Regions from separate parts of the Homo sapiens genome. Here region 1 is linked to region 2. Evidence: read pairs that join two places in POLR2A ChIA-PET (ENCODE). Cell type or tissue: GM12878. All regions are shown on one strand. Links, peaks and the distances in the headings refer to the core of each region. The heading gives the core; the rest is flanking DNA.

Region 1 (3,700 bases), core at 413-2,912, 110 kb after region 2:
TGTGTGTGTGTGTGTGTGTGTTCCACTAACATCTCACTGGAGCTAGTCTTTTACAAAACACAATTCAAGAATCTCTGGTCTAATGCATCCCATGTATGGCTGCATCAATACTTATAAAGATTGCTTTGATCAACTGTCTCAGTTGCTAAAAAAAAAACAAACAAACAAAGCCCTCCCCCATCCCCTACAGCGGCTCCTCTCTGCCTGCAGAATGGAGCCCAGGTGGCTTAGCCTGGGTGCCCTGTGCCAGGCTGGCTGTGCTGCCTGCCGTCTGCCCCGCCCGTGCCCCCTTCCTCCTGGACACTCTGGGCCTCAGCCAGTTTGGACCATGTGTCCTTCTCCTAAGGATGACCATGCTTGCCTAGGTCCACTTCAATACTTTTTGAGGCTACAAATAAAGCAGTCCCTCTCCTGGTCAGGTCTCACTTTTTATACATTCTTCCCTGCCACCTCTGCCATCGGCATACTTTACTGGTACATTAATTATATTAGCCCAGTTTTTTTGTTTTTTTTTTTTTTTACTTTTGTGTCATTGTTTTTCTTCTGTTTCTTTTTTTCTTAGAGCTTAGTTCACGTATTCATTCAGTCTTTCCACAATATAACTGCATGTTGTATGATTTTATCCTCATCCTCATTGGTATTTATATATCTTTTTTGTAAAAATGGAGACTTTCTAAATAGATCTTTATTAACATTATTAACATCGAAAGGACAGTGTGTTTAAAACCTGGTCTCAGCCACCTGGAGTTCTCTGCATACCCAGAAGGGGAGTGGGAAGCTGGCATTGTTGCATTAGATATTCTTACAGTGAAAGAGAACCATGTGTGATGGCAACATTGGAACATGGAAAACAAAGCATCTGGCTCTGCCCCAGGGAGACCAGGTAGGGTCCACTGAGGAAGTCTGAATTGGATCAGAAAGTATGAGTCTGAGTTTTCTAGGAAAAGGAACAAGATTGGGGGTAGGGCATTGCAAACCAACTGAGTGTCGTGTGCAAGGATGTGAAGCTGTGATTTGTGGGTGGGTGAGAAGCCCACTGTAGGAGAGAGCCCAAGGTGTGCGTTGTTGAGAACTGGAGCATGAGGTGGGGGTCAGGCAGGCATGGCAAGACTGTGAGGAGTCCCAGGTGCTGGGACAGGAAGATAGGATTGATTGTGTTGATAACAGTAAGTCAGAACAGGCTTTCATTTGTTTCCCAGTGAGAGAATGGAGTAATAAAATGAACAATAAGACTAGGTGTTCCCTCTTTACTGAAACACAAACCTATGAAATAAAGAAAATATTCAGTCCAAGCAGCTCTGTCTATCCCTTGAACTTACCTATTTTTCTTTCATATCTTTTTTCTTTTATATCACACAAATGGTCTTGTAGGTTGAGACTAGTAAAACTATAACAATTGCTAAGGCTGTAGGTATTTGCTATTACTAGCTAGAACAAAATACAATGCACAACATTTCTAAAATGTCTTCATTATTTGTGACCTATTTTGAGTGCAGTCTAGAGTCACAGAATATCCCAGCTGCAAAGCATATAAGAGGTCAGTTGATCCAACCCCTTTATTTAAAAATGAGGGAATTTAAGTCAAAATATCGTAAAGACTGGGTATAGCTAGTTATAGCAGGAATATTTCTCTCTCTGCAAGCACTTCGATGACATTATCTTTCCTCAAATTCATTTGGTCATGAAATTAAAGGGAAACTGAATAACAGGTTAGGTTAGAGAGCAGGAGTATTATACCATTTTTTAGTTTTTATAGTTTTTTATTTTTAGTAATATGTTATATAAAATTATTACCTGTTTAAAAAATTTTATTGTGAAGTAACCTGTTGTATTGTCCTGAGGTAACAACCTCAGAGATCAGTTATTTTCAAGCAATACATCTGATTTCAAGAGATAAGTTACAATGAATATAAAATTTACTTGTTAGGAATTTATATTGTTATTACTATTGGAATTTGTCTATCTTTTCTGTAAAATTGGAGATCTTGTAAGTGGATCTTTATTAATGTGAAAAGGACAAAGTTTCTGAAAGTGCATAAAACAAATAATATTATCTGATTACTTAATATTAGATGTTAAGAAGTATATTTTAGAATGAGTAACTTTTTATTGATCATTATATACTATGTACTGAGTTAAGTACTTATATTCTAATCAAGAAATCTTCCTAATGATCATATGAACTGTGTATAATATATTCAGTCTTAAGAATAAAACAATAGATAATAGACCCTGCAAATTCTCCCTTTTTTATGTTCAGCTACCAGTCTTTTAGATGACCTCCATATGGTAAAGACTGCAGGAGCTCCTCTTAAGCCACCCAAATGCCTACCCTTATCCTGAGATGGTTCAACATTAATTTGAACACCTCATCAGACACACAGTTCCTTAACTATCTTAGCTATAGGAACCATTACAACTTCTGTCACCTACTCACAGAATTATACCCTTAATATTTTCAACCAGCTTGGTGTCAGAAATTCCTTGCCTTGCTAATCACAGAGACCCAGCCATGTCTCTTAAACATGAAGGGGTTTATTTATAAGTGTGCAGAAGTAGGCATTCCAGGGATAGTTTGACACTTCCACAAAGTCATCCAGGCATGTGGCTTCCATTGTCAAGGTTCCAGTGTGACTCAAGATGGATTTTGCCACTCTGGCCATCACATCCTCATTCCAGGCAACAGGAAGGAGGAGGCAAGAGAAGGTAACAGGATACGCCCCTGCTGATTACACTTCCACTAAGGAGCTTTCTGGAAGTCCTACCCACCAACTTCCACATGACCACACTTGGCGGTGAGGAATTCCGGAATTATCATCTTTTCTTAAGCTTGTTGCCACACTAAATAGAATTACTTTCTGTTACTAAAAACAAGGGAATAAATATAAAGCAGATTTTTCTCCAGTCTCATTTGCCAGCCCAAAATTATACCATTCTTTTTCTAGACTTTTGTTAGTTTTATTGCTTTAACTGACATCTCCTTCTCTGCTGTACTGCCTGGCCTCTTACCCATAAGTAAATTTTTGTAAAAAAAAAAAAAAAAAAGAAGACCTCTGTTTAATTGAAATTGCCTCCTCCATCATTTTCTGACCATCTCATCTCATAGCCGGGTGAGGGACCCCTTCTCTGTGCTATCATCACTTGTTGTACATTGCACTGCACTGAGCTCTTTTGGTGTCACTTTCTCCCTCAAATTACACCTGTAAAAATCTCTTGCTCATGGTGGGCGGAACTTCAGGGTCTAGCTGACTGCCTAGCACACGGTGGGAAATTGTTAGGTTGTTTGCTGAACTGACTGTAAAGTGTCATAGTCAATATTCAAGTGTAAATAGCAGGGCTTTAGGTGAGTACTGTTTTAGTCCCTGTCTCTTTATTTCTCACAGCTGCTGCAAGGGAAACTCTTAAGGGCTTTTGTATCTTATCTGCACCTCTTTTTTTAAGGGCCTGGGCAGAGTGGTGTCAGAGAACAACTTCGTCTCTCTGGCTTGGGCAGCCCCATTTGTAACAATAATACAGTAGAGTTGTTTCAGGAATGTCTACTAAACTCCTTTATGAACTTGGTATATCCACAAAGAGTGTGTGTACAGCAGATTGCAGATTTAGCTAAAATAAACCTCTATAAATATTTAGCATTGAAGCTGATTGTTGCTTCACCACCACTGTATTATCTTTAGACTTTAATAATATACTTCAGGATTTA
Region 2 (3,700 bases), core at 669-3,168:
TCTTCTTTATGAGTTGATTGTAATAATGCTTACTTTATTGGATTTTTGTGAGGACTAAATTAAATGAGATAATATATGCAAAACACTTAGCCTCTACACACCTGGGGATGCTCTGGGTTTCATTCCAGTCCACTCCAAGAAAGTGAGTATCTCAGTAAAACACCATAACATCTTTGGTTTCACAGTGCATGTAAACGTTATATTTATACTATACTGTTGTCTATTAAGTGTGCAGTAGCATTATGTCTAAAAAATACACATATCTTTAAAGAATACTTTATTGCTAAAATGTGTTAATGATTATCTGAGCCTTCAATGAGTTAGAATCTTTTTGCTGGTGAAGTGTCTCACCCTGATGTTGATGGCTGCTGATTGATCAGGGTGGTGGTTGCTGAAGGCTAGGGTGGCTGTGGTAATTTCTTAAATAAGACAACAATGAAGTTTGCTGCATCAATTGACTTTTCCTTTCACAAAAGGTTTCTGTGTAGCATGCTTTGCTTTTTGATAGCATTTTATCCACAGTAGAACTTTAAAAATTGGAGTCAGTCTTCTCAAACCCTGCTGTTGCTTTATCAGATAAGTTTATGTCATATTTGAAATTCTTTGCTGTCATTTCAACAATGTTCACAGCATCTTCACCAGGAGTAGATTCTATCGAAGGAAACTACTTTCTTTGTTCATCTGTAAGGAGCAACTCCTCATCTATACAAGTTTTATCATGAGATTACATCAATTTAGTCACATCTTCAGGCCTCACTTCACATCTTCAGGTCTCACTTCTAAGTCTAGTTAGTTTTCTTGGTATTTCCATCACATCTGCAGTTACTTCTCCTGAAGTTTTGAACACCTCAAAGTCATCCATGAGGGTTGGAATTGACTTCTAAACTTCTGTTCATGTTGATATTTTGCTCTCATCTCATGAATCACACATGTTCTTAATGGCATTTAGAATGTCAATCCTTTCCAGAAGGTTTTCAATTTACTTTGCTCAGGTCTACCAGAGGAATCACTGTGACAGCAATAGCCTTATGAAGTGTGTTTCAGAAATAATATTTGAAAGTCGAAATTTATCCTTGATCCATGGGCTGCAGAATGGATGTTGTCTTAGCAGGAATTAAAACATTCATCTTCTTGAACACTCCATCAGAGCTCTTGGGTGACCAGGTGCCTTGTCAATGGCAGTGTTATTTTGAAAGGAATTTCTCAAATGAGCAGTAGTTTTCAGAAGTGGGCTTAAAATATTCAGTAGACTATGCAGTAAACAGATGACAGTGCCATCATCCAGGCTTGGTTATTCCATCGATAAAACATAGGCAGAGTAGATTTAGCACAATTATTAAGGGCCCTAGGATTTTCTGAATGGTAAATGAGCATTGGCTTCAATGTAAAGTCACCTGCAGCATTAGACTCTAACAAGATAGTCAGCCTGTCCTTTGAAGCTTTGAATCCAGGTGTCACTTCTCCTCTCTCGCCATGAAAATTCTAGATGGTATCTTCTTCCAATAGAACTATTTCTTGTACATTGAAAATCTGTTGTTTAGTGTAGCCAGTTTTCTTAATTATTAATATCTTAGATAGATCTTCTGGATAACTTGCTGCAGCTTCTCCATCAGCTCTTGCTGCTTCACCTTGTACTTTTGTGTTATAGAGATGGCTTCTTTCCTTAGACCTCATAATTCTGCTAGCATCCAGCCTTTCTTCTGCAGCTTCCTTGTCTCTCTCAGCCTTCACAGAATTGAATAGAATTAGGGAGTTGCTCTGGTTTGGGCTTTGGCTTAAGAGAATGTTGTGGCTGGTTTGATCTTCTATCCAGACCACTCAAACTTTCTCCATATCAGCAATAAGATTGTTTCACTTTCCTTATCATTTGTGTGTTCACTGGAGTAGCACTTTTAATTTCTTTCAAGAACTTTTCCTCTGCATTTATAACTTGGCTGTTTGGCCCAAGTGGCCTAGCTTTCAGCCTGTCTCAGCTTTTGACATGCCTTCCTCATAAGCTTAGTCATTTCTAGCTTTTGATTTAAAGTGAGAGACGTGTGACTGTTTCTTTCACTTGAATACTTACAGGCCATTGTAGGGTTATTAATTGACCTCATTTCAGTATTGTTGTGTCTCAGGGAATAGGGAGGTCTGAGGAGAGAGAGAGAGATGGGGGAAGGGCTACTGGTAGAGCAGTCAGAACACACTATCAGTTAAGCTTGCCACTATATACGTATGGTTTATGGTGGCCCCCTAAACAATTACAATAGTAACACCAAAGACCCTTGATCACAGGTTATCCTAACAGACACAATAATAATAAAAAGGTTAGAAATATTGCAAAAAGTAGCAGAGGCATGAAGTAAGCACATGGTGTTGGAGAAATGGCTCTAAGAAACTAGCTCGATGTAGAGTTGCCGTAGTCCTTCAATTTGTAAAATATGCAATGTCTATGAAGCACAATAAAGCAAAGTGCAAGTAAACAAAGTACGCCTGTAAGTGCTGATATAGTAAGCTTAAATTTTCATTATCACCACCCCTTGCCAGGTTTGTAGTTTTTGTCTTTATAATATCGTCTGTATATGAAACAAAGTAAAATCTGTTTTATTTCTTATAAAGCTTTCCCAGAGTATCTAGTATAATTCTGTGCATGTAGAAGACTTCTCAGTAATTATCCACTACTCAAGAGACAACCTGCTGTGTGGAGTGACTGAATCCTAGTGAGCCTGCCCCACAGTGGCCGCAGCGGCCTATGCACCCTGCTACTGAGCTCCTCTGTGTTTAGGTGCACGAAGCATCCTCTTAGGCCACTTGAGTAGTATTTACTGTGGATGACATTGTGCTTGCTGTGCTCTGTGGCCATTCTTCTCTTTGGAAAGATAAAGACTTTATAGACACAAGAAATGCCCTGTGGGGAAGAAGTCTTACTGTACTGTGTGCTGAGATCTTTATTAGATATAGTGGCTTGGTGACCCTAGGGATAAGATTAAAATCATTATGCCTATATGTTTGTGCCAAACCACTTTTCAGCTTTTTTAAAGAAGAAAGTTTTGTGCAGGCTGATTCTTTCTTTATTTTCTTTTCTTCTTCTTTTTTTTTTTTTTTTAAGGCCGGATCTCATTCTGTTGACCAGCGTGCAGTGGCCTGATCATGGCTCATTGCAGCCTCCATCTCCTGGGTTCAAGGGATCCTTCCAAGTAGCTGTGACCACAGGCATGTGCCAGCATGCCCATCTACTTTTTTAAATTTATTGTAGAGATGGGGTCTTGCATTGTTGCCCAGGCTGGCCTTGAACTCTTGTACTTAAGTGATCCTCCTGCCTTGGCCTCACAAAGTGCTGGGATTACAGGCATTAGCCACCATGCCTGGCCTATAGAGCACCTTTTATGTGCTCATTTATGGTAGTCTTGTGCAGGACATTGGCATTAAATTAAATTAATTAATTAATTAATCTTGAGACAGGGTCTCTCTCTGTTGCCCAGGCTGGAGTGATGCAGTGGCACAATCTCGGCTCACTGCGACCTCTGCCTCCTGGGTTCAAGCTATTCTCCTGCCTCAGCCTCCCGAGTAGCTGGGATTACAGGTGCACATCATCACGCCTGGCTGATTTTTGTATTTTTAGTAGACAGGATTTCACCAGCTACGTTGGCCAGGCTGGTCTCAAACTCCTGATCTCAAGTGATCCACCTGCCTCGGCATCCTAAAGTGCTGGGATTATAGG

What was found. ChIA-PET counts read pairs that join two places held together with the same protein. Peaks named below come from ENCODE experiments on the same cell type or tissue, not always from the same donor. Only the 100,000 strongest peaks of a DNase experiment are listed, where the experiment ranks them.
Region 1: POLR2A ChIA-PET joins it to region 2 with 6 read pairs; 2 of 35 experiments call an interaction of 5 or more read pairs at or near these places.

The regions. Positions count from the first base shown.
Region 1 is chr4:120,730,713-120,734,412 of GRCh38, reverse strand. The region is part of intron 14 of PRDM5 (PR/SET domain 5); the gene reads left to right. Among named protein-coding and RNA genes, the nearest start is that of PRDM5, 190 kb to the left of the region's middle. RefSeq lists a silencer at 139-345. In GM12878, for the core only: no CTCF peak of the experiment used is centred there; no DNase peak of the experiment used is centred there.
Region 2 is chr4:120,843,071-120,846,770 of GRCh38, reverse strand. All of the region lies in intron 3 of PRDM5 (PR/SET domain 5), which reads left to right. Among named protein-coding and RNA genes, the nearest start is that of PRDM5, 78 kb to the left of the region's middle. In GM12878, for the core only: no CTCF peak of the experiment used is centred there; DNase peaks (open chromatin) are centred at 2,050 and 2,201.